3 separate regions of the Mus musculus genome follow, and regions 1 and 3 are each linked to region 2. The links are chromatin loops, found by intact Hi-C in ENCODE. Cell type or tissue: heart. All regions are shown on one strand.

What was found. A loop is a pair of places that touch in the nucleus more often than their neighbours do. Peaks named below come from ENCODE experiments on the same cell type or tissue, not always from the same donor. Only the 100,000 strongest peaks of a DNase experiment are listed, where the experiment ranks them.
Region 1: a loop joins it to region 2, with 6 times the contacts of the local background. A loop is called at or near these places in 2 of 42 quality-filtered maps.
Region 3: a loop joins it to region 2, with 4 times the contacts of the local background. A loop is called at or near these places in 15 of 42 quality-filtered maps.

The regions. Positions count from the first base shown.
Region 1 is chrX:12,760,860-12,763,359 of GRCm38, forward strand. It overlaps Med14 (mediator complex subunit 14), which reads right to left and starts at 1,114. Exons shown (of 31, transcript NM_001048208.1): 1 at 608-1,114. The coding sequence starts at 840. It overlaps Gm14634 (predicted gene 14634), which reads left to right and starts at 1,419. Exons shown (of 5, transcript NR_045852.1): 1 at 1,419-2,127. In heart, a CTCF peak has its summit at 991; a DNase peak (open chromatin) is centred at 1,032; H3K4me3 peaks cover 2,500 bases; H3K27ac peaks cover 2,500 bases; H3K27me3 peaks cover 1,747 bases.
Region 2 is chrX:13,279,637-13,282,136 of GRCm38, forward strand. Ddx3x (DEAD box helicase 3, X-linked) reads left to right here and starts at 1,386. Exons shown (of 17, transcript NM_010028.3): 1 at 1,386-1,521. The coding sequence starts at 1,477. In heart, a CTCF peak has its summit at 1,377; DNase peaks (open chromatin) are centred at 495, 895, 1,335, 2,265 and 1 weaker place; H3K4me3 peaks cover 2,338 bases; H3K27ac peaks cover 2,500 bases.
Region 3 is chrX:13,346,143-13,348,642 of GRCm38, forward strand. It overlaps Gm34661 (a long non-coding RNA gene), which reads right to left and starts at 1,562. Exons shown (of 3, transcript XR_386903.3): 1 at 1,243-1,562. In heart, a CTCF peak has its summit at 1,103 (motif pointing right); a DNase peak (open chromatin) is centred at 1,049; H3K4me3 peaks cover 1,815 bases; H3K27ac peaks cover 1,930 bases; H3K27me3 peaks cover 1,354 bases.

The DNA of each region.
Region 1 (2,500 bases), 520 kb before region 2:
GTATTAACACCCTAATCACGCCCCAAGGCATTTCATAGGTAACTAGACTGAAACCCGGAGGCTCATTAGAAAAAAAGTATTCTACTTTCACTACATCCATAAAGACTTAACACGCTTTCAAATGTTGCAGAAAGAATCAGAATTTATAATGTAATTGTTTTACACAGAATCGACCTCCGGCATTTTAAGAGAAACAATTGCAACCTTCATTTAAAACATTGTCAAAAAAGATGTAAAACATTTCCCTTCGTTGAAAATCCCGTTCAGTTCGAATTCTACGTAGTCCTCAATGCTTACTCTTCGACTTAGGTTTTTAGAAAATATTCCACATAGAAATTAATACACTTCTGTTGGGAACTCAAGACAAAAATCCCAAAGACAATCTTCAGCGCAAGTGTTAACATGCGAAACTAACCAGTCTCCGTGCTTTCATCGTCAACCAGATCCCCAATAGTTACCTCCTCCCTGTCCCCAGAACCTAAACCCCATGAATTTCCAAATTCTACGCTCAGCAGCCTAGCTCAGTAAATGGCAAGCATAAGCCTCTCTTGAAGGCGGGAAGGGCAAGTGAGGAGCCGGGAAGCAGGCATGGGTTCGCAGCACTTACAAGTCCGTCAACACCATAAGCTCCGAGTAGGCCCGGTGGAGCAGAAATTCGATGAGCGTGCTAAGCCGGTATCCAGGGCTAGCTGCCGCCGCAGCTGCCGCCGCCACAGCGGCTGCGGGCGGCGGGGGAGCCGGGGCAGACGCGGAGCCGCTGCTGCTGCCTCCGCCGCCGCTGCTGCCACCGCCGCCGCCAGGAGGGATCAGCTGGTGGTTGTCCAGCTGCACTGGGGCCATGGCGGCGTACAGCCCGGCTCGGGGCAACCGCCTGAGATGCGGCCCTGGAGCCTCCTCCCGGGCTCGGTGACCGCACCGAGGCGGGCGCGGGCAGAGTGGCCGCCGCCTAGCGCCAGGCCGCCTCTGAACAGGAAGCCGAGCCCAAGCTGCGGAGGCCCGCCCCCATGTAGGGCCGGGCCGGCCGGCCGCAGGGAGGCGAGCGTGGGGCGGGAGGGCAGAGAGGCGGGCCGGCCGCCACTCAAGTGGGGAAGCTTCCGCGACTGCTCAGCGGCCGCCCGGCCGGCGGGTTATAGCGTCCATGTTGCTGGGCCGAGAGCGGAAGTCGCCAGGCAGAACGGAAGGGGAACCCGCGGGAGGCCCTTTCCAAAGGCAACCTGCGACCGTTCCCCGCGCTGTGCTGTTCTGGGGGACAGGAGGAGGGGGTGCGTGGGAGAGGGGCGGAGCCAGGAGGTGCGTGGGCGGGAAAGCGGAAAGGGGGGTGGGCGCAAGGCGCCGGAAGCCGCGCCGCCAGTCCAGCGGCCGCGTCACAGTAACGTCAGTGGTCCCTAAGCGCTCTTTTTCCCCGCCTAGGCGACCGCAGCGGGACGGTGAACGGAGAAGGGTTGGCGGAGAAACCACCCGTCTCTCCTCTCGGGGCCCCAAAAAGGCGGCCTGCGGCGACCGCGCGCTGTGACTGTCCAACGCACGCTCCGCCCATAGGCGACCCTGGCGCGACGCGTGGGAGAAAACGTTACAGTCTCTTTTTTTCCTTTTTCCTTTTTTTTTTTTGTCAATTGTGGGACAAGAGCAACGACACAATAACGTCATTTGAATGCAGTCTCCTGTGTGCCGCGCCTTTGCTGTCACCCAAAGCCCAACATTGAAACACATGTAGTCCTTAAATCCTTTGCTGGTGTTCTTGGCTTTTGTCCCTGCCCTTGCAGTAGCCGCCCTATCCTGCCTGGGTTTTCATCTTTCCAACTACAGCCTCTTTCTCCCAAAATCCACATGTTTTGTCTGTTTTCTAATCTTGGCTTCTGTTTGAAACGAACTGCAAGCCTTTAAACATGTCTGTGGGTTCCCTCCACCTCCATAGATTCGGAAGCAATTGGTCTTTCGTGATGTCTGGGCTTCGAAAGTTTTTTTGTGTGCGTTTATTTTTGTTTTTTGTTTAGTAACCTAGCTATTCTCACGCACAAGTCACGGAAAAATTAACTGTTAAAAGCGTCTATTTTTGTGACCCTACCTAAACATCGTTTTGCAGCTTCATCTCTCGCAGGTGTAACAGATGCTCATGCTGATCGTAAGGTTAGACAATTCTCTTTGTTCTCCACTTGTACAATTGCAGTGCTCTTGATTCTTGGTCTCACTGTGTTGTCGGGGCTGGCATTTTTTAGCTCTTGAGCTCAAAGTAATTGGGATCACAAGCTCCTCCACTACCTCATCCATTTTTCAGATTGATAAATCATGTATTTATGGGGTACAGTGTTAAATTGCATATGTTTATGGGGTACAGTGCATGAATACACTCCCGAATGAACAAATCGGACTCATTGACTTTGATCACCTCTCATACTTTATTCTTTGTGGTGACAGCTAGAATATACCACCACCTCCTGCCACAACATTGCCTTTTGCAGGACTAAGGATTGAATCCAACCAAATCCTTGCCTATAGTAGG
Region 2 (2,500 bases):
TTAAAAGTTCAGTTTCAATTTTACAAACTGGAAAAGTAGAAGAGTTTGTACAGTAAACTATGTGATGAGAAGTAATTGTTTGAATTCTGGCAGCAGAAGGCCCCTGGTGGGGGGGTTGGGTTTGGGGTTGAGGTGGGGGGGGTGCTGAGTCCTGTGTTTTATTTGTGAAACTGAGGGTCAGAAAGGAGTATCTTTTAGGTAACTTGTGTGCTGCCATTGCCTAAAAGCTGAGGGCTCAATATATTCTTTTGGTTTTGTTGTTTAAGGGTATGTGTTTTTGAAGCTGAGTCTTGGGGGGTGGTCCGCCTAGAAGCGGGGTCCACCAGAATCGGCCCGTTTGATGACAGACCCCTTTTTCCTCCATATTCTGTCTAGTGGAGAGAGAGGCCTGAGGCAAGTTATCTCGGTCAGGGAGACACAGGTTGTGTCCAGTCACACATTCTCGCCTCCCTGGGGTCCCTTACTGTGCCAACAGCCACAGGCTGGTGCCAGGAATGCCACGCGGAAGGACACAGGGGCCTACAATAAGTGACTCTTTCACAAACGAGAGAGGCTCCGGGTCCCGGGAGGGTCCTGGATTGCCGGCTCTAGATTCGCGTGAGATAGTTTTATTGTTCCTTCAGAGTGGGGCTGTGGGAGTGATGCTATCTATAGGCAACGGCGATCTGAAGCCTACAGCAACCCGCACATCCCCTACAGTCCCTGCTCAGATGGACTCGGGTCACCATGCAGCCTTCCACCTTTCTGCTTCTCATTTCTAGTTCCCTTCCCCCTTTCTCCTCCCCGCCCTCCCGCAGTTTTCCCGTCCCTCCCTCCCATTCCCAGCACTAGTCAAGCGAGTTTCCCTTCTTCACAAGATGGCCACCTTGCTGGACACCCACGGTCACGTGATCCCACTGCCCTCCACGCAGAGCCAGGGCTCATTAGTTAGGCCAGACAAAGCCCACTGCATCATCTCCACGCCCGGGGACGGAGAGGAAGGGACGAGTGCTAGAAAGAAGGACGAAAACTGGGTACACAGGGGAGGAGCAGCCAATCAACCTAGTTTAAAGCTTAGGGCCTTAAGGCTAGAGGACGGTCAGCAATCATTTCTCGCGAGATCTCGAGAAAACAGTAAGATTAGGGGACCGGTGGAGACCAGGGGATAGCAAACCCAGGAGAACCAGAACCACATATACCCAAGGCTTCTTTATGAGCCGACGAGGACGCGGGTAACTGGACTGATTAGGAAATCTCACGGGACTCAGCCGAGCAACGCACCGTAAGCAGGCAGAGCTCCTAACGGCAGTGGCCGGCCGCCCGGGAGAGGAGGGCACACGTCTTACGTGCTGACGTAGCAGTCCTCCGAGTCGGTATATAAGGTCGGTGGCCGCGCGGTGCGCTTCAAAGCCGCAGTTCTCCCGTGAGAGGGCCTTTGCGGTAGAGGCAGCCTTTGCTCAGCAGCGGAAGACTCCGATTTCTCGGTACTCTTCAGGGATGAGTCATGTGGCAGTGGAAAATGCGCTCGGGCTGGACCAGCAGGTGAGCCTGAGCCGCGGGGGTCGCTGCATCACTTTGCCCCCTGCCCTAGCCTGCCTTGTGGCGCAGCTCTTTAAGTTCTGCTTTTTGCCTTCCCGTCTCCCTGGACGGCTCGGGCCGGCGGGTGGCCAGTGGCTAGGGGCTCTGGAGGGACTGGATGCTTGCGGGGGGAGTGCTAGAGCCGGTGATTCCTCCGGCTCGGCTCGGTGCGCGGTATTGTCCCTGGCCCGAGCACAATGGCGGCTTTTGTGTCTGTGCGCAGGCGAGCGGAGGGGGAGGGGGCGCGCGCATTCGGGCGCACGCGCGTCCCCTGGTTGATTAGTGACCCGCAGGTGGGGATCGGGGCGGTCGGGGGGGGGAGATTGCCCCGCGTGGCGTGGCGGGGCCCGGGTGGATGGTTTTGGCCCCGGATTTCCGGGGCTTTGGGCTTCCATGGCCCCAGTGGCTGTGGTTTGGAAATTAGGGAGCTGGCGGCGGCGCGCGGGCTGGCCGAGTGGCCCCGCGGCGCTGGAATGTGGGAGGGGGCGCCGCGGGAGGGGGGCTGGCCTCTGCGCGGGCTAATGGCGGCGGCCTCCTTTGTGTGGCGCAGGCCGGCGGTGCTGCGCGGTCGCCCCCCCACCCCCATCCCCATCCCCCCGGGTCTGCCCGCCAGCGGGTTCGCCTGCAAGCCAGCTGGGTTGCTTCGGCCCCGCCGGCCCGGTGCGTCGCGGCAGGGGAGGCCGCGGTTCCCGAGTGGAAAGTTTTGTGACGCAGAAATTTCAGGGCGGATTGGGCGGGGGGAGGAGGGGGAGGGAGGCCAGGGCCGCTGCGTGCGCACTTGCGCCGGGCTTGGCGGTGACGCGAGCCACCCGGCGCGGCCCTTGCTCAGCCTTAGGCTCCAGGAAACGACCGCGCGGCCCGAGCCGGGCACGCCCGCCCTTTACCTGGGCGCAAGGGAGGACCACGCGCCTTGCGAGTGATGGCCCACTCTGGGATCCTCTAG
Region 3 (2,500 bases), 67 kb after region 2:
ACACTATCTCAGTGGAGTGCTTGTCTGTGATTGCATGGGGGAGGGCTGCTGCAGGCAATGTGAGCAGCTGCTCAATTCCACTATTCCGTTCTTACACCCAAGACCCTCGGTCCAGTCCCCATCACATCACCGCTATAAAACAAATCCCTCGTCGCAGAAGTGTCTGTAGCATTTTATCTAGGTTCCGCCCGACAGTTACCCGACAATAGCCAGGTGTGCCAGACTCACTATAAAAGGGGATGCTTGTCCCCCTTCTCTCTCTCTCCCTCCCTCTCTCTCACCCCCTCCCTCTCGCCTTCTTGCTCTTACTCCATACCCCCGTCCACGTGCTCATGGCCGACCTCTACTCTACTCCTCTACTCTCTCTGCCCTTCTCTGTCTCTACTACCCTCTCAACTCGCCTCCCCATGCCCTGAATATACTCTATTCTATACTATACTGTCGTTAGTGTGGCTGGTCCCTTAGGGGGAAGGGATGCCTCAGCATGGGCCCGCAGAGGCACCCCCTCCCCCCATACCTGACTGCACATTCACCAGACATATTCCTTTTCTCTTTATTTGTATAAAACACAACAAGGAGAATTACTGATAGTTATCACTGCAGCAGGATGAGACCTTGTCTTGAACAAGACAATGTTACACAAAACAAAACAAAGAAGTAAGACCAACGGAACAAAGAGATGCCCCTCCCCCCCAACTCTGGCTACCGGTGCCTGTGCTTGTTTAACAACTTCCAATCACACCGAAGGCTTAATGTTAGTTTGCAACCAGGATGCCGGGCTTCAACCTAAATTCTAACTCTCAACACAAATCCCCGAGGCATAGTAAAGTAATCACCCTTAATAGAAAGCTACTGGGGGAGAGAGGAGGAGGGGAGAAGGCAATGGGAGAAGGAAAGAGAGATAGGGAGGGGGGAGGGGAAGAGATGGGAGGGGGAACGAGAGAGAGCAAGCGCGCAAGAGCGCCAAGCAGTGACTGCGCAGAGCCACGCCCCAATCTGAATGGTTCCCAGCTCAGATAAGAAACCCCCACAGCTGAAGTCCCATACAGCCCCCTTGGAGAAACGGCCACTTCCTGTTTACTTTACTGCCTTCCAGCTGGGGGCGGGGGGAGCAGTGATGGAAGCCATTGCTTGTAGCTGTAGGGAAGAATCAAAACTGCTGGATCAGGGCTGCAATTGCAGCATTGCATCTCATTACTCTGCCCGCCCCCGGATAAGGCAGAGCTAATACCATAATAATACCAAGGAGGTGCGGGGCCTCGCGGCAGGTGCTGTCATCTAGCTTTGAGTAACCACGCAGTATCCTTCCGGGGGCAGAGATGGGGAACAGATGCCAGCCTTAGTTCGCCCCCACCTCTCAACTCCCCGCCGCATCAGGGCAGTGCTGCGGAGGCTCCATGATGCAATCGCAGCCATAGATTCGCAGCTCAAAGACTGAGTCAGGATTGGGCTTGGTTTTGGGCCCTCCCCCTCCCCTAGCTACTTCCTCCGAAGTATATCTCTCATCACTTGGGCTTTTAGGTTTTAGCACTGGACTGTCTGGTGCGGAGTAGTTAATCCCTTTGCATTGCTAATGCCTCTAAACACACCATTCTTTCCATCCCCACCCTGGGGCTCTTGGGAGAAAAAAACGATCCAATCCGAGGCCACGCAGCACTTCTGAGCAGTCTCAGTCGTTGAATGATCAGGCTAATAGAGCTTCTGACCTCAGCATAGGGATGCCTAAACTTAGTTGTGGCTCATGGGAAAAAACCATTTGCCAAGGACCCGACTCTGATCGATGGAGAGAGTGTCAATGGCTGTAGGTGCTTTGCAATGCAGTTTGGAGATTCTTTTAAGAAGTCAAGCACGAGGGGTTGTGTTGGCACAAGCCCCATTAATCCCAGCACTCCGGAAGCAGAGGCAGGCGGATCTCTGAGTGTGAAGTCAGCCTGGTCAAAAGAGAGATTTCCAGGACATACAGGGCTGTTTCACAGAGAAATCTTGTCGAAAGAAAGAAAGAAAGAAAGAAAGAAAGAAAGAAAGAAAGAAAGAAAGAAAGAAAGAAAGGAGGAAGGAAGGAAAGAAGGGAAGGAAGAAAGAAAGAAAGAGTCAAGCATGGCCACCAGTCCCCTAGGAAGTCCATTTCTAAGTATTTAGCCAAGAGAAATAAGGACATAACGCCCACCTGAACACTAGTACATGACTATTCCCAACAGTCTTGTGGATACTGGCGCCAACGTGGAAAGGTCACACTGATAAACTAACAAATGAATAAACAAAATTTGGTGTATGTGTATAACAGAAGGTACCAGGCATGGTGGCATGCACTTTTAATCTCAGCACTCAGGAGGTAGACAGGGTGATCTCTGTGAGGCCAGCCTGGTCTACAGAGTAAATTCCAGGACAGACAGGGCCACACAGAGAAACCCTGTCTCAAAACAAAAACAATGGCGACAAAAAAAAAAAAAAAAAAAAAAAAAAAGAAGTGCAAAATGTGGTAACCTATGCTTGTAATGGT